2 separate regions of the Homo sapiens genome follow, and region 1 is linked to region 2. Evidence: read pairs that join two places in POLR2A ChIA-PET (ENCODE). Cell type or tissue: GM12878. All regions are shown on one strand. Each heading gives the region's core, and the rest is flanking DNA. Links, peaks and the distances in the headings are about the cores only. Region 1 holds the start of LINC03108 (long intergenic non-protein coding RNA 3108). Region 2 has its middle 15 kb from the start of LINC01354.

Evidence for each region. Peaks named below come from ENCODE experiments on the same cell type or tissue, not always from the same donor. Only the 100,000 strongest peaks of a DNase experiment are listed, where the experiment ranks them.
Region 1: POLR2A ChIA-PET joins it to region 2 with 10 read pairs; 10 of 35 experiments call an interaction of 5 or more read pairs at or near these places.

The regions. Positions count from the first base shown.
Region 1 is chr1:234,980,570-234,989,578 of GRCh38, reverse strand. It overlaps LINC03108 (long intergenic non-protein coding RNA 3108), which reads left to right and starts at 8,803. Exons shown (of 2, transcript NR_186308.1): 1 at 8,803-8,923. RefSeq lists enhancers at 1,500-2,039, 2,040-2,579, 2,323-2,617, 2,580-3,119. In GM12878, for the core only: no CTCF peak of the experiment used is centred there; DNase peaks (open chromatin) are centred at 1,734, 4,998 and 8,438; H3K4me3 peaks cover 394 bases; H3K27ac peaks cover 6,165 bases.
Region 2 is chr1:234,511,793-234,520,801 of GRCh38, reverse strand. No RefSeq gene overlaps it. Among named protein-coding and RNA genes, the nearest start is that of LINC01354, 15 kb to the left of the region's middle. In GM12878, for the core only: no CTCF peak of the experiment used is centred there; no DNase peak of the experiment used is centred there.

The DNA of each region.
Region 1 (9,009 bases), core at 604-8,603, 470 kb before region 2:
TGGGCCTCCCAAAACGCTGGTGTTACAGGCCTGAGCCACTGTGCCCTGCCATGAACACTGTTTGAATGAACAAATGTGATGTCCTTCTGGATTGCTTTTGTCCACATGGCACTGATTTTAGAGCTCATTTTGGAAAATCGGTCCTGGAATGCCACTCCAATCTCTCCACCCACACACGTTGGTTTTGACCCAGGTTTATTCAATGCTTTGGGGGGCTATAAATCTGGAGACAGCTCCACCAGGAACTTTTAACTGAGGGCAGCCCCTGTGAACTGCCTAACCTTGAGCAAGTTACTTAACCTCCATGACCTCTGGTTTTTCCATTAGTCAAACAGGGCAAAGAACTGCCCTTTCTCTCCCTTACAATGGAGGATGTGGTAGCTTAGGCTAAGTTCTGAAGCAGAAAAGTGGGCGGGTGCATTTGTGACTCTGCATTGACTCTAAATTAAAGGCACAATCAATGGTTCTCAGAAAAGAGCTGTATATACACGGCTCTGCATGTACAGAGAAGGAGAAGGCTTAGTCACTCAAGATTCTTTATTCGCGACTCGGAAACTTTAAAACATTTAATTAAATGTTTAAAAAGCTGTGGTAAAATATAGACAACATAAAATATACCATCTTAACCATTTCTAAGTATACAGTTCGGTAGTGTTATGCACATTCATGTTGTTGTACAACCATTACTACCCCCGTCTCTAGAACTTTTTCATTTTGCAAAACAGAAATAACTCTAGGAACCTCAAATACTTGTGATCATGCAGTATTTGTCCTTTTGTGACCAGCTTATTTCACTTAGTATCATGCCTTCAGGGTTCATCCATGTTATAGCAAGTGCCAGAATGTCCTTCCTTTTTAATGCTGTATAATATTCCACGGTGTGGATTTACCACGTTTGGTTTATCCATGCATCTGCTGATCTTTTGGCTATTACTGAGTCACACTGCTATGAAACTCTGAATTTGATATTATGGCTCCATTTAAAGGCCTTTCTGGGCCAGTGGTTTGATTCATTGCAGGGCACAAGAAACCTGGAAGAATCTTGGCTGTAGCTCCTAACACTCTATGCTTTTAACTATTCTTTAACACAGGCAAACACTGAGGTCTTTGTTGCTAGAATTAAACATGAGATAATTTAAGGTGTTATAATTTGGGAGTTAAGACTATTTTTTTTTTTCCTGGAAGATCATCTGTTTCATCTCCACTTGACTTTTTTAAAATGCTGGAACTGTCTTTTGATTGAATACAAAGCCTTTTTTTCCCCCTTGACGTTTATACGACTAAAGGTGGAAAAATAAGACCTTTGCTTATTAACAAAATGAATCAATCTCTTTCCCCCATGGGAACTTGAAAACAATTTAGAGACTAGAGTAAACTTCAGGTTTTCCTCTGCTATGAATTGTGTTGACCTTTCCTCCAGGTAAGATGTAAGACAGGCCTAGCTGGGCCTGACAGAAAATGAGGTCACCCCAGGTACCACCCGATTGAGCCCTGGCTGGAAGCGCCTTGCTCTGTAAGCCTCTTTAGGCGCCTCCAGAGAGAGGAAAGTTGAGGCTGGAGGGGTAAAGTGTGCTAGCGAAGGTCAGCCGGGGAGACAGAGACCAAGGGAAAATAGTGCTTAACTTTGGGCCCTTAATGAGGTTGCAGTGGACCATGCTCCAGGCAGTAAATCCTCAAAGGCAGTGGGGCTTACTGTGTGGGGTTCTTTTTTCCCTTTCACTTCGTAGGTGCCAGATGTATTTGGGGAAATTCCCCATAAGATGGGTACAAGGTTAACCCCTCCTTTGTCTGACCGGTTTGCATGTTCCACCTGCAGAGGCGGTGAGGACCCTGGAGTTTCCAGCCCTCTCGCCTGTGCAGTCTGATCTCTGGGCCTGCCTGTGGGACTGGCTCCTGACTGGGAGTGTGAAACGCAGAATAAACAAAAGCAAAGAGACTGTGTGTTGGAAACGGGACTGCAGGGCTGAGAAGATACTCGGAAAAGTGGCCTCAGGCCAGCTCCTACTCTTTCCAAATATGCCAGGAATGCCGGGCCCAGAGGCAGGGGACAAAACAGGAGAAAAGAAGGAAAAAGAACAGGCGTCACCAGGCCATAGTCTAGCCAGTCTAGTTGTCAAAACAAAGCAGAAGAGAACCTCTAGCTCCAAATAAAAGTGGATCAAGAAGTTTCAGAACTCAGCAATGATTGTTACTAAAGTTTGCATGTAGAGATCCTGCACCCCGGCATCCACCCCTGCCTAGGGCTTTGCTGGGGGCATCACGACACAGGGTAGGGAGCCCAGCAGAGCCCAAAACAAATGCCTAAGTCTTCTCAGCATCCCATTTGTAGGTAAGGAAGCAACTCAGAGGACCCCTCGGAGAAAGGATTTGTTTAGTACACGCGGCACAGAGCTAGCTGCTTGGGGCTGGGGATTTGATCTATGCGTGGTTTCCCAGTTTGAGATGGAGGATCATGACAAGGGACAAAAGGTCAAAGGGTACACCAATGGGGTAGAAAAGCAAAACAAAAACAGGAAGTGGCCGGCTCAGGGATTTTCCATGAGAAAGCTGGGAAACAGGTCCCGGTAGAAAAGAGTGTCAAAAACCAGAATGACAAAAAATTTAGCTTAAAGACCTTGATTGTCTTGATTTGTGATTCTGGCATCGAACAACACTTCATTCCACACAATGGAATAAGTGTTCCCTGAGCTGAGCTGAAGAGGTTGGCTTTGTAGACAGAGAAGGACTGAAGAAAACAGAAACAGGGAACAAAGATTGTATTAGTTACTTTTCAATGTTACTTGTTCTTGTAAGGAGGGCACAGGGAGATAGAACAATAGAAAAATAACTCGTTAGTTAACCTTGGGTGACTTCATGCTACCTTTTTTTGTGGTAGGATTAAAGCAGAAAGAACTTCATTATCATTCTGATTGAAGATTTAAACGGGCCTTTTGGGAGATTGGCTGTTCTCTCTCTCCATTCTCAGAAGGTCAGATAACAACCTTGTTTTGGTTTGGTGGTATGGAACTTTAGCGTGGGTGACTCCAGTTTGATTTTTTTTTTTTTTTTTGAGACGGAGTCTCGCTCTGTCACCCAGGCTGTTGTGTAATGGCACGATCTTGGCTCACTGCAAGCTCCGCCTCCCGGGTTCACGCCATTCTCCTGCCTCAGCCTCCCGAGTAGCTGGGACTACAGGCGCCCGCCACCACGCCCGGCTAATTTTTTTGTATTTTTAGTAGAGACGGGATTTCACCGTGTTAGCCAGGATGGTCTCGATCTCCTGACCTCGTGATCCACCCGCCTCGGCCTCCCAAAGTGCTGGGATTACAGGCTTGAGCCTGTAAAAACCGCGCCCGGCCGATTTTTTTTTTTTTTTTTTTTTTTGAGACAGGGTTTCACTCTGGTGCCCAGGCTGGGTTGCAGTGGTATGATCTCTGCTCACTGCAACCTTGACCTCCCAGGCTCAGGTGATCCTCCTGCCTTGGCCTCCCGAGTAGCTGAGACTACAGGTGCACACCACCACACCTTGCTAATTTTTGTTATTTTTTCTAGACATGGGGTTTTACCATGTTGGCCAGGCTGGTCTCAAACTCCTGGGCTCAAGGATTCGCCTGCCTCAGACTCCCAAAGTGCTGAGATTACAGGTGTGAGCCACTGTGCCTGGCCCATGTTGATTTTTAGTCTGGTCTGTTGGGGCCTAGTGTGGGAGCTTGGTTCAAAACAATGGCCTCCTATAATTTTTATATAACAAGAGAAAAAGGAAAAAAATAGCTCATTGAATCCTCTGGAAGCCGCTTGAGATGTGAAATGGGGGCCTCCCGCAGGAGCCAGCTTGTCCAGGGACTGGGACACCCAGGTGGGAGACAGAGTGGAGGACTCAATACCGGCTCCTTGCTGGCCTGACGCCAGCCTGGTCTCTCCCTCCTCCACTGTCCTCTTGGAAGGAGGGCTTTGTTACCTCTTGTGTCCCTTAGAGAAGTGTGTTTGTGTATGTCCTAATGCCAAAGCATGGAATGGGGTCTAAAACAGCCCAGAGAAGGCATTTGCACCCCAAAGCTATTATCCACAGATGGGATTTCTGCTGCATAGGGTCAGAGAGTATTCACAACTATCATTGCACAAATGGAAAAACTTTTTTTTCACCTGCCTCTCACTTTTAGAACCAACTGACCCAGTCCTTTTGGTACCAGAATTTGGAAGGGGCAAGGCCCAAGGGTTGTAGGTGGGTGAGGGTCTGTGGAGCAGGAGAGTGACATGTCTCCCAGGGGACACCAGGACAAATGGGATCTGACAAATGCAGAGGACCAATGTCCTGGATCCCAGGCCCGGTGCTTTGTACACATTGCAAGGCCTGACCCGGTAACAGAGGAGGTGCTGAGTACTTCTCAACTTGCATTAAAGTGCTCCCTGGGCTGGGCGTGGTGGCTCACACCTGTAATCCCAGGCAGGCGGATCACCTTAGGTCAGCAGTTCAGGACCAGCCTGGCCAACATGGTGAAACCCTGTCTCTACTAAAAATGAAAAATTAGATGGGTGTGGTGGCACGTGCCTGTAGTCCTGGCTACTCGGGAGGTTGAGGCAGAAGAATCGCTTGAACCCAGGAGGTGGAGGTTGCAGTGAGCCAAGATCGTGCCACTGTACTCCCCGTCTCTACTAAAAATAAAATATTAGCCGGGTGTGGTGGCACGCGCCTGCAGTCCCCACTACTCGGGAGGTTGAGGTGGGAGAATCGCTTGAACCCGAGAGACGGAGGCTGCAGTGAGCCGAGATCGCGCCACTGCACTCCAGCCTGGGCGACAGAGTGAGACTCAGTCTCAAAAAAAAAAAAAAAAAAGTGCTCCTTGGCCACAACAGGAGAAAAAAATCTCCAGTTCCCTCCTAGCCTCGCTCCACCTTGAGATCTTATTTTAGTCTCCAGTTAATCAAGGACGTCTGGGCTTCATGCGAAAAGGGAAGAATGTGCCAGTGTGTTTCGAACACCATATATGCAAATGAGTCAGCAAAGTATGTTGCTGGCAGCCACCAGAGGTCAAATGTCAGCCTCCACACTCAACAATTATTTTGCTGAAAATACACTGCAAGCAGGGCAGCAGGAAATGAGTTGCAGCAACCTCGATTCTTGTGTGAAAGTTTCCAATTAGGAATTCAAAGAAGTTGTTGTTTAATGAAAAAGTGAAACGAATGCCTTTTATGTGCCTCTCCACTTCCTTGGTGGTCCCTGGCTAAGTGCTGGATCCATTGCCAGGAATATGGATGTCATTCAGTTCACCCGAGAGCAGGGGCAAGCAGCATCTAATGTAATAGAAAGGAAGTTGATCGGATCCTTAGGTTTTGGGGTTGGCAAACCTGGGCGAAATCTGGCCCACAGCTTGTTTTTGTAAATAAAGCTTTATTGGAACACAACCATGCCCGTTTGTTCACATTTGATCAATGGCTGCTTTCACAGTACAAGGGCAGAGTTGAGTAGCTGGGAGAGAGACCATGCGGCCTGCAAAGCCCAAAATATTTACTCGATGGAGCTTGATAGAAAACATCTGCTAACCCATGCTTTAGTTCATCCATTTTTAGTTTTCCTTGTGTGATGGGACCCCTTTGAAATATAGTGAAAGCTCTCTCTCTATCCCCTTTCAGAAAAATACATGACTTTCTGGTTAAGAATGCTCACATGTAACTCTAACTAGACTCTTCTACAGGGCCAGAGGCCATCATAGTATATTCTGGACCCCTCACAGGAACCGTTTATGATGGTATGAAGGACATCTTCCACACTAACACCCACCCCTGCCCACTGTACTGGTGCTAGATGCATTATAGCAAAAGCAACCTTGGATTACAGATGAAGAGACACAAGCTCTCTTGTGTCTGCCACCCTTATGCTGTGTGACCTTGAGTAAGTCACTTCACTTCTCTGAGCCTTGGTTCCCTCAAACGTCAAACGAGGAGTCCAAAATACATGACTGCCTACGGATCTTTCTGGCTTTAGGTTTTTGTGATCTCCAAGGGTCTGGAATTTATTTCTGGAGCTGAGGAGAGAGAGAGGTTGTGAGTTATATATTTTCAAAACGTCTGAATTTGCTTGGCCACCCAGAGAGGTCTGTGGTAGTTAATTTAGTTAATTCCAAGCTGGGATTTGATTACCACACTGGATACTTGGCACCTGTTGGAGAAAACTCTGCCATGTCCCTGTCTCTACCCCTCCACCCCTGGTCAGCCATCCTGATCCATCAGGTTGCCACACAGGGGCTGCGTAAGAGAGTGTGAACATAATTCAGTTCAGCCTATCAGAGCTCTGGAAAAACAGCTTAGGACCCACGACCTTCTGGTGGAATGTCCGCAGAAACATCTTCCATCAGAAAGAGAACATGTAAAACTTATCTTGCACAGATATGATCTGTTAGGCAAACAGCTTTTAGATTTGTGTTGCATTTGGTTTTAAAATGAAAAGAAATGTGTGTATATTTTCTCTCTTTTTAAATTTTTTTTTTTTTTTTGAGACAGAGTCTTGCTCTGTTGCCCAGGCTGGAGTGCAGTGGCATGATCTCGGCCCACTGCAACCTCCGCCTCCCTAGTTCAAGCGATTTTCCTGCCTCAGCCTCCCGAGTAGCTGGGATTACAGGTGCATGCCACTGCGCTGGGCTAATTTTTGTATTTTTAGTAAAGACGGGTTTTTACCATATTGGTCAGGCTGGTTTCGAACTCCTGACCTCAGGTGATCCACCCACCTCGGCCTCCCAAAGTGCTGAGATTACAGGCGTGAGCCACCACGCCAGGCCAATGTGTGTATATTTTCTGACTGTAAGTATGCTTCATATGTATTGTAGGCAATTTTAAGACATACAGAAAATGTGAGGAAAGTAAAAATCATCCCCAAATCCCACTCTGCAGAGGTGACCACTGTCAACGATTTGATAAGCCTCCAGGTGTCTCTTTTATGAATACGCCCTCACAACAACATTTTTACATAAATGGGCTGCAAATGTTGTATCAGCTCCTACTTTTTATCTATCAGAATGATCCATGTGAATATCTTCCTATGGCTTTGGATGTAGATTTCCAACATTATGTTTAATGGTTGCATAGCATATGATTAAACATACTATAAGTCACTGACTCAATCACTTCTAGGTTGTTTCAGCTTTATTTATTTTTTAGATTTATTTGCCACACTGTGATGACTATCTGTGCAATTTTTTTCTGGTGGCTCAACTGAGAATAAATTCCTAGTTTTAAAATTAAGAAGACAAAGAGTACTCATGAATAATTTTAATGTACAGGGTCAAATTTCTCCCAGAAAATGTATAACACTAAACATCTACCAATAATAAGGAGAGTTCCCATTTCCACACTCTCTGGCCAACACTAGCCATTGACAATATTTAAAGTTTTGGCCAATCTGATAGGTTAAAACTGATGTTTTATTGTTGTATTGATTTGCCTTTCCTAGATCATTTTACTTTTGAATGGTACTGTTTATGGTTAAATAGAGGCAAAAATAATGACTTCATATGAGGATATCATTACTACATGAGGAACTAAGGCTGGCATGAAGGCAGACATATGTTATTCAGAGAGCCATGGTGCCAGGTGCCTAGCACAGAACAGTTTGATAACCATTTGAGGGTAATAATATTTTGTTGATTGATTGATTTATGGACTCACCGGTGACTACTTTCAGGAACTGGTTGAATGGCATCTAGAAGCCTGCATGGCTCTGGTCATAAAGGATGACAGGATGACATTTGCCTATAACTGCAAGGCCACTTGCAGGCAGAATGCACGTCCCATGTCTTGTTGATGTCTGTGCAAGATCCACCTGATCTAATCTACCTGACCTCCCTGGCTCAAGGGATCTTCTTGCTTCGGCCCCACAAGTAAATGGGACTAAAGGCATGTACCACCAAGCCTGGGTAATTTTTGTATTTTTAGTAGAGACGGGGTTTCACCATGTTGCCCAGGCTGGTCTCGAACTCCTGGACTCAAGCGATCTGCCTGCCTCGGCCTCCGTAAGTGCTGGGATTACAGGCGTGAGCCATGGCGCCTGGCCTCCCTTGGTCTCGAATGGGTCTCCCCATTTCTTTCCTTTCTGGGATAGGAAGATGACAGCTTCACTTCAGCCAATGTCACCAAGAATTTCTCTCCCTTCCGAGATTGGAAGGTGACAGCTTCATTTCAGCCAATGCAACCAAGAGAGGCTTCGGGAAAGTCAGAAGATGGCTAACGCTGCCTGTGACCTAGTGCAAGGGGGAACTGGAAGCCCCCAGGGACGATGGTGGAGAAACTGAGAACATGGGGTGGCAACTCTGCCCTGCCAGCCTCCGTGGTGGACTCTTGCCACGACGAACAGCCAGGGTGGGAGAGGCCCACTGCAGGGAGCTACTCCTTCCAGGCCTGGTGCGCAGTGGTTTCCTGCCTTGCTAAATGGCCGTTGCTCGGTGGTGATGATTCATGGCATTTGGAAAGTGTGGCTGTGTTCTGAACAGGGAAGTGAAAAATAACACAGCCAAGGTCAGTGCAGGACAGGATAGGGGCTGTTACAAAATGTGCAGTTTTACTCTGAAAAATGCAGGGGGTGGGGAGCCACAGTAAACTCGGTCCTGGTGGTTCACACCGCGTGCGTGGCGCCCTGCTTGCTCTCCTTTACAGCATCAACTTTTCCGAGTGTCAGTCACTAATTTGTCCCTTGGAAGCGGCTGCTGGTCTTGGCTGAGCGGCTGTGGGTAGGAGGAAGTGGATGCGTGATTCAGTGAGTGTCTGCTTCCTCTCTGACTCAGGATTGGATCTGTTTCTGAGGGTGGTGCCAGGGGGCACAGTGTGGCTTTAGCTAGATTCTTTGAACTTGGAGTCAAACCTGAGGCTCTGACCCCTTGTAGCCGCTGGCCCTCCCTTGACCCCTTTGGATGAGTGAGGGGGCTCAGCTGGACCCTATGACCTTGCTTCACATTGGGTAAGCCTTCTGACCTGAGGCCTTCCTGTGGTTTCAGCTGAGAGAGGCTAGTGACATAGAGAGCCGAGGCAAATCCTGGATCTGTG
Region 2 (9,009 bases), core at 276-8,275:
AGATGAAAAACAAATCCTCAGGCTCAGGGACTTGTCTCAGACTGAAGAGCAAATAACCGTTGGGAATTAGGCCTCAACTCTCCTCCCTCGAAATCGTCCTCCCTCACCGCATGTCACACTGCCAAACATACACACGCTTATACACACAGGTGCTCACATATATGCATGTGTGCACACACACGTACAAGCACACTCATACACATGCATAGACACGTGCTTAAAAACGTGCGCGCACACACATACAGGCACACCCATACACGTACATAGACACATGCACACACGTGCATGCATGCACAAGTACACTCACACACCTACCTACAGAAAAGCACACACAGGGTGAGTGATAATGGGCATGAGGTATATGCGCTGGCAAGTGCTAGGTCTGTGCTGCTGTTACTGGTGGCAGGTACCCGAGTTATTGCAAGGTACCTGTGGCGGATCCCTACGGGTTTCCAGCAACTTCAGTACTTGCTTTCTCAGAAGAAAGAATTCGACTGAGGAACATGAAGTAGAAGGAGAGGCCGAGGCAAGTTTCAGAGCAGGAGGGAAAGTTTATTAAAAAGCTTTAGAAGAGTAAGGAAAGGAAAGAAAGGAAAGAAAAAAAGGGGCTGGGCGGGGTGGCTCACGCCTGTAATCCTGGCACTTTGGGAGGCTAGGCGGGCGGATCACCTGGGGTCAGGAGTTTGACACCAGCCTGGTCAACATGGAGAAACCCCGTCTCTACTAAAAATACAAAAATTAGCCAAGTGTGGCGGGGGGCGCCGGTGGTGCTTGGGAGGCTGAGGCAGGAGAATCGCTTGAACCTGGGAGGCGGAGGTTGCAGGGAGCCGAGATGACACCACTGCACTCCATCCTTGGCGACAGAGTGAGACTCTATCTCAAAAAAAACCAAAAAGCACAAATTGGAAGAAGACCAAGCGGGTGAGTTGAGAAACCAAGTGCTCAGCTTGCCTCTTGACTTTAGGTTTTATGCGAGGGCATACTTCCGGGATCTTACTGTGAAGCTGGTGATCAGTTTCAGGCGTTTGCTATCTATTAGGAGACAGCCTTTCCCTGGCACCAGCTGTGACTCATTATTACTTTAGAGAAATGGTTAACAGCCACCTGCCCATCACCTGATGGTCGCGCCACACTCCTGGTGTATGTCTGTGGGGCCCTCGCCTGCCTTGTCACACTTGACTAGCTACCTACTGTAACATTACGCTTGTTCTAGCTCCCCGGGATTCTTCACTGGGGTGGTCGCACAGCCTCCCTGGCCCTCACTGAGGATCCCATACACCAGTTCACTAACCAGAGCTTTTGCTTCCCTCAAGGGTCTGGGGCTGAGGGCCTGGACACAAGAAAAACTGGAACATCCTCCTTCATGTTTCCCAGTGTTTCTGTTGCCATCACGAAAACAGTGTGCTGATTTGGGAACCCAACCTTTCTCTCTCAGGCTTTGGAATCAGTCATTTGGCAAATAGCTTCATGTGGGAATTACGAATCTCTCATGTCACCTATGGAAATCCTAGTTTTTAGAAACCACAGTGGGGTCTTTGTCTTTTTCCATTCTCCTCACTCCCGCGGTGGCTGCAGGGATGTACAATCACGTATCACAACTGCGTGACACACGTCCATTCTGCGTGCGGTAGTATACATTTAGTTCAGCTGGGAGGGGGCTGGGAGGTGCCATTTCTGCTGCTAACCCAATTTCTCTACTATCGGGGGCAACTTTCCTCTCCTGCCTCTGACTCAACAAACCAATTTTAGATTTGGCCAGCTGACTCCCAGAGCGAGCTAGGGATCTGCCACAATGCTCATCTCTGCGTTTCCTCTGGTGCCAAGAGAAAGACTTTATTTGGGAATACTTGGGACATATTTTGAGGGAAAATTTTCCTGCAGTGAGTTCCATACAGGTTTTTGGGGTTTCTTTTATTCTTTGGAGTATAAAAATCATTACAATAAAACCATCAATCTTTTTATGCCTCTGATATGTATGTTCTTTTCATGGTTGATTTATCAAACATTTTCCCAGGAGACAAGAAAGTAGCTCATAATTTTTTAATAGCAAACTTCTATCCCACTGGCTGCCACACACGTGAATTCACTCCAGATGTATTTATTGAGCAACTTCTGTAGTTTAGGTATTGTTCAGGGAGCTGAGGATATGGCAGTGAATGGCACAGACACAGTTCTTGCCTTTAGGAAATTTATATTCCAGGAATAGCTAAAAATAAATTTCACAGATAGGTCATAGACCGAAACAGAATTAAGGTCAATCCATGAAGCATCACTTGAACTTGATGGCCTATTTTTATTCATACATTTTAAAGTGTTGTTTTCAAATCACTTATTGGTGACTTGAAGGTGGGGACTGCGGCTGAGAATTGAGTCCTTAGAAGAGGACTGAGAAGCTAACATAATTTAGATAGTTCATTTTTTCTTTCTTTTTTTTCGTTTTTCTTTTTTTTTTGAGACGGAGTCTCTGTCACCAGGCTGGAGTGCAGTGGCGCAATCTCGGCCCACTGCAACCTCCCACTTCCTGGTTCAAGCAATTCTCCTGCCTCAGCCTCTGGAGTAGCTGGGATTACAGGCACGCGCCACCATGCCCAGCTAATTTTTGTATTTTTGGTAGAGACAGGGTTTCACCATGTTGGCCAGGATAGTCTCGATCTCCTGACCTCATGATCTGCCTGCCTCGGCCTCCCAAAGTGCTGGGATTACAGTCGTGAGCCACTGCACCCAGCCCAGATAGTTCATTTTTTTCTTTAGGGATGTAGAGAACAACTATTTATAAACTACTTATTTTTGTAAATCTGGCCTCTAGTTGATTTCAATTGGTGGCTCATTCATTGACTCATTCATTTATCTATTGAATGCTGTGGTGGGCCAGGCAATATGCTCTGTGTAAAAACACGAAGTATAAAAGTCCCTGCCCTCAAGGAACTCATAATCTTGTAAGGAAAGTAGACATGGAGACAGTTGGATTGCTGTGGTGCAGCACGTGTTAAATGACATATGTGAGGTGGGGGTAACCAGCTCCACCGGCATGGGCTAGGGGAGGACAGAATTTTCCAGGAGATGACTTGTGAACTGTGTCTTTAAAGACACCTACACATCTAATAAGAGTCAGTGCCTTGTCTCCATTCGTTTCTCTTCAACCTTTGTCCGATGGCTGCTGTAAGGGATTTGGCCACATTATCTGGCCACCAACAAACAACGAAACCAGCCCTTCTATTGAGTAAGCTACTTAGTATTCTATTTTGTGCAATCAGAGATTAAATTCCAAATTCACTGACACTGAAGATGAAACGGCTAATTATGCACAGTAATTGCATTTAAAATCCATGCCTTTGACTGACTGATGAAATCTTTTTTAAAGGCTTCTGAAACTCAGTGCACTCAGCAACTGTCTGTGGTTAAGGGGTAGTATATTTTCAGTTTTGTCGTGTGTAGGCACAGCTTCCTAAGCACGTCTTTTCCTTGAATTCAGTCTGTGCATTTAAAGGAATACTTTTGTTACCCTTGATCTCTGCTACACAGTCATTCATCTGACGTAAATCAGAAAAAGAGAAGTGTATAGGTGCATATAGGTGCATATAAGTGCATATAAGTGTATATGTACCTTTAAGGAAAGAAAGTGAGACAGACAAGGAGAAAAGTATTAGGCTGGCTGTAGTAAACAGTCCTCAATGTATACGTGTATTAAAACATCACATTGCTGCCAGGCGCGGTGGCTCACACCTGTAATCCCAGCACTTTGGGAGGCCGAGGTGGGTGGATCACATCAGGAGTTCGAGACCAGCCTGACCAAACATGGTGAGACCCCGCCTCTACTAAAAATACAAAAATTAGCTGGGCATGGTGGTGTGCGCCTGTAATCCCAGCTACTCAGGAGGCTGAGGCAGGAGAATCGCTTGAACCCAGGAGGTAGAGGCTGCAGTGGGCTGAGATTGCGCCACTGCACTCCAGCCTGGGCGACAGAGCAAGACTCGGTCTCAAAAACAGAAACAAAAACATCACATTGTATACTTTACATATATACATTTTTAATAAAAATAAACAATTTTTTAAAGATAAAAAGAAAGCTGGGCGCAGTGGCTCATGCCTGTAATCCCAGCACTTTGGGAGGTCAAGGCCAGCAGATCACTTAAGGTCAGGAGTTTGAGACCAGCCTGGCCAACATGTTGAAACCTCAGTTCTACTAAAAATACAAAAATTAGTTCGTCGTGGTGGTGGGCACTTGTAATCCCAGCTACTCGGGAAGCTGAGGCAGGAGAGTTGCTGGAACCCAGGAGGTAGAGGTTGCAGTGAGAAGAGATTGCACCACTGAACTCTAGCCTAGGAGACAGAGCAAGACAGCAGCTCAAAAAAAAAAAAAAAAAAAAGAAAAAAGAAAAAAAAAGAAAAGAAAAAGAAATAGTAAGATAACATAAGTGTAAGTATAGATTATAGTAACATAACATGAATTGATAATAATTGTATAATTGTGTGATAACATTACAGTAAATTTTATTTTTAAAGTTTTCTATATAATATTTTTAAATGTATAATTTAAACTTTTAGAATTTATAGTGTTTTAAATATATACTTGAGACTCTGCAGTGTTCTTACTCATCACTTGAGTCATTAGTTATGGAAATGTATTCAGTCATTTATTGGAATTTTTTCGTTGAATCCATTATTCATTATAAACACCTGGGGAAATGGAAGGTATGTCGTCCTTACCTATTGTTTTTGCCTAAGCCCATGCTTCTGCTGTGGAATGCAGCTGAGAACATGGCTGTGTTTTTGGAGGGCATTCAGTTTAGTTTTCTCCCAACTTTATTGCTAGTTGAGGCTTCTGGAACTGTTTCAATTGGATGCAAAATGAAGGAAGTTATGTCAGATGAATCATTTCACTGTGTGTTGCTTTACAGAATCACTTCCCCTGGATAATTAATAAAAGATTGACAGGAAGAATGTCCCCGGAATAATTAGCAGGCAGTTTCTGAATGGGAACTTTTATTTTTCTCATGGTTCAGTCAAACTGAGCACCTAGTTTTTGCCATTTGAGGATTTTTGACAGAGACAGAGGCAGCCTTAGAACCACTGCAAAGCTGGTTTTTGTTAGAACACAGCACATATATTTATGGAGCAACAATTCCCAGTCCTCCTTACCATAAAAACACCATGGAAAATCTTCAGGGTGACCTCCTGCAAGAGGCCCTGCCCAACTGCTAAAGCTGCCTCTCCAGGATCCCTTGTTCCTCACACTGGTTTTGCATTTTGTAGCTCTGACTCGCATCTTTGTAATGAGGTGAAGTTTCTAGCTTCTAGGTAAATAAGTCAGGCACTGCAAAGTCAAGTGGCATAAGGTATTTTTGTTTTGTTTTTACATAAAATGGCGTGAAAATGTTTTCAGAGACAATGCCGGGAGTCCTCAATCCTGCTTGGTGAAAAAACTCTTAGAGCTCACACTACATCCAATAGCTTTGAACCCTACAAACTAATCTGGGGACAACAAACTCGGTTGCTCGTTGGGCGAAAATGCTGATCTGATTAGCAACCCTTCTTTTTTCTTACTGTGGTTTTAATAATTTTGCTTTTAAACTACTTTTGTTCCTTTCTGCAATTATCTTTTCATATGTGTTTTATTTCAGCAGGATAATGTTTTCTGACTCAACTGTCAGACTGGTATACATTGCAAGTTGATTTTAGAATCCTGATAATCTTGGCCGGGTTCCGGTGGCTCACGCCTGTAATCCCAGCACTTTGGGCGGCCAAGGCAGGTGGATCACCTGAGGTCAGGAGTTCGAGACCAGTCTTGCCAACATGGTGAAACCCCGTCTCTACTAAAAATGCAAAAATTGGCTGGGTGTGGTGGCGTACTCCTGTAGTCCCAGCTGCTCTGGAGGCTGAGGCAGGGGAATCACTTGAACCCAGGAGGCGGAGGTTGCAGTGAGCCGAGATGGTGCCACTGCACTCAAGCCTGGGCAACAGAGCAAGACTCTGTCTCAAACAACAACAACAACAACAACAACAAAGAATCCTGTTAATCTTGTTAATATTAAAAATAAAACTCTGGCACTAATCAGGTTTGTGACCTCCTGCAAGTCAGCCGAATGCTTTGAACCTCAGTTTTCCCAACTGTAAAATGAGGGGTTTGCACTAGAATATTTCTAGTTCCCTTCGGTGCCTACACTCTGTGATTCTGAAGCATCCCTTGGTTGGGTTTGAACAGAACTGTTCACAGATTTCTTGTTGAGGTCACTGAGGGCTCCCTGTCTATACTGTCCCCTCCAGTGCTACCCTCCCTCTCTCCTGTCTCCATCTCTCCTCCACCTCTACCTAGGAGCTCACCTCCCAGCCTTTCATGGGTCTGCTCCCCGTAGCCCAAGAGCTAAGACCCACAGGCCACATGGAGGAGGCCCACCTTCTCAGTGGGGAGCTCTGGGTTGCCACTGGGCCATCCTCAGCTTGACCCTGATCTGTACCCCCTGACCCACCCCCCAGCACCTAGGGAACCTCATTCCAGCAAGATGAGACTCTGCATCTTCTGAGATGAAAACAAATTCAGTGATCTTCCAACTTCCACCTAGGAACCCTGAGACCAGAAGACATAAATACACCTCTCTGGCCAGAGGTGAGAGATTTCTTTGAAAACTGATGTTAGATTTTAAAAGTTCATGGAAAGTTTGCATTTCATTCCATACTAGTCCAATTTGTTTTCATATAAAAATGTTGTTTTTTTAAAAAAGTGGAGAAGCTAAACAACAAGTAACTCTAAAGCTCCAGGAAATGTGCTAAGTTTGCCCCTGGCTGGGAGTACTTTTAGATCCCCATCGCCCCTCCTCTGCCCCCGTCCCTTTCAGGATCTGCCTCTTTGAACATGTATTCCAGTTTGAGAAACATGGAATGAGAGCAAGGAACCATTTGTGCAGCTGAAAGAAGGACTAGTTGCATTTCTTTTTTTTTTTTTTTTTTTTTTTGATACGGAGTCTCACTCTGTCACACAGGCTGGAGTGCAGTGGCGCGATCTCGGCTCACTGCAAGCTCCGCCTCCCCATTCACGCCATTCTCCTGCCTCAGCCTCCCGAGTAGCTGGGACTACAGGCGCCTGCCACCACGCCCAGCTAATTTTTTTTTTTTTTCGTATTTTTAGTAGAGACGGGGTTTCACCGTGTTAGCCAGGATGGTCTCAATCTCCTGACCTCGTGATCCACCCGCCTCGGCCTCCCAAAATGCTGGGATTACAGGCGTGAGCCACCGCGCCCGGCCCCTAGTTGCATTTCTTGAGGCTCATAGAGTCCTCCTTTTTTTTTTTTTTGGAGATGGAGTCTTGCTCTGTCACCCAGGCTGGAGTGCAGTGGCACGACCTCGGCTCATTGCAATCTCTGCTTCCCAGGTTCAAGTGATTCTCCTGCCTCAGCCTCCCGAGTAGCTGGGATAACAGGCACACGCCACCACGCCCAGCTAAGTTTTTTTTGGATTTTTAGTAGAGACGGAGCTTTACCATGTTGGCCAGGCTGGTCTCAAACTCCTGACCTCAGGTGATCCGCCTGCCTCAGCCTCCCAAAATGCTGAGATAACAGGTGTGGGCCACTGCACCCAGCCTCCTCTTCTTATATAGGTGCATTTTATGTGCATTTAATGATACATGTACATTTTAGTGATTTTTTTTTTGTCTTTAACCACTTGGTAGGGAGGGGAGCACCCCGGGGGGTGCTTTGGGGCACGTGGAGTTTCTCATTTTCTTCCAGGCAATGCTAGGTGTTGGGGTGGCCGGCTTTGCGGGGGCTCTGGGCTGCTCCAGATGAGTCAGATCCATCCCTGCCCAGGGTTTCTTCTCACCTGGGACACGGGGGTATTCTGTTCATCTCTCCCAGTGCTTATTAACTTTTTCGACCTTGTTGGAAACTTTGCTATTTTCACAGTCTGTGGAACTGAAACTTAATGTTTCACAATTTACATGGCTAATTTTATGTATTTATGATTATTCTATCACATGTCTACCAGGGTTTTGTTTGGTTTTTGGCCCTGGGAAGGAAGGGGAAGCACCACCCTCCGGACAGTCAGCCCAGGCCTCCCGTTGGGTGGAGTCTGAGGGAGGGACTGTCCATTTGAATATTCAGGAGACAGCAAATACCTGCAGGGCAGGGGGCCGCTGGGGAGTCAGATGAAGATACATCTGAGAATATAGTAATTTGAAATTGGCCTTTCACAAGGCACCATCTCAGCTTCAGTGAGAATGGCTATTATCAAAAAGAGAAAACTAACAAACGCTGGCAAAGATAAGGAGAAAGGGGAACCCTCGTATGCTATTGGTGGGAATGTAAATTAGTACAGCCACAATAGAAAACAGTTTGGAGGTTCCTCAAAAACCTAAAAATAGAACTACCATATGATCCAGCAATCGTGTTGCTGGGAATATATTTAAAAGAAAGGAAATCAATATATCGAAGAGATATCTGCATTTCCATATTTATTGAAGTACTATGCACAATAACCAAAATATAGAATCAACTTAAGTGTCCCTCAAAGGATGAATAAAGGAAATGTAGTATACATACACCATGGAATATTATTTAGACATAAAAAGGAATGAAATCCTGTTATTTGCAGTAACGTGGATGCAACTGGAGGACATTAAGAAAAATAAACCAGGCTCAGAAAGACAAATAATACATGCTCTCGCTCACATATGTGAGCAAAAAAATTTGATCTCTTGGAGGTAGAGAGTAGAATGGTGGTTATCTGAGGCTGGGAACCATAGTGGGGAGGGCGGTATTAAGAAGGGTTGGTTGGGCCGGGCGCGGTGGCTCACGCCTGGAATCCCAGCACTTTGGGAGTCAGAGGCAGGTGGATCCCTTGAGGTCAGGAGTTCAAGACCAGCCTGGCCAATGTGGTGAAACACTGTCTCTACTAAAAATACAAAAATTAACCAGGCATGGTGGTGGGCACCTGTAATCGCAGCTTCTCAGGAGGCTGAGGCAAGAGAATCACTTTAACCCAGGAGGCGGAGGTCGCAGTGAGCTGAGATAGCACCAC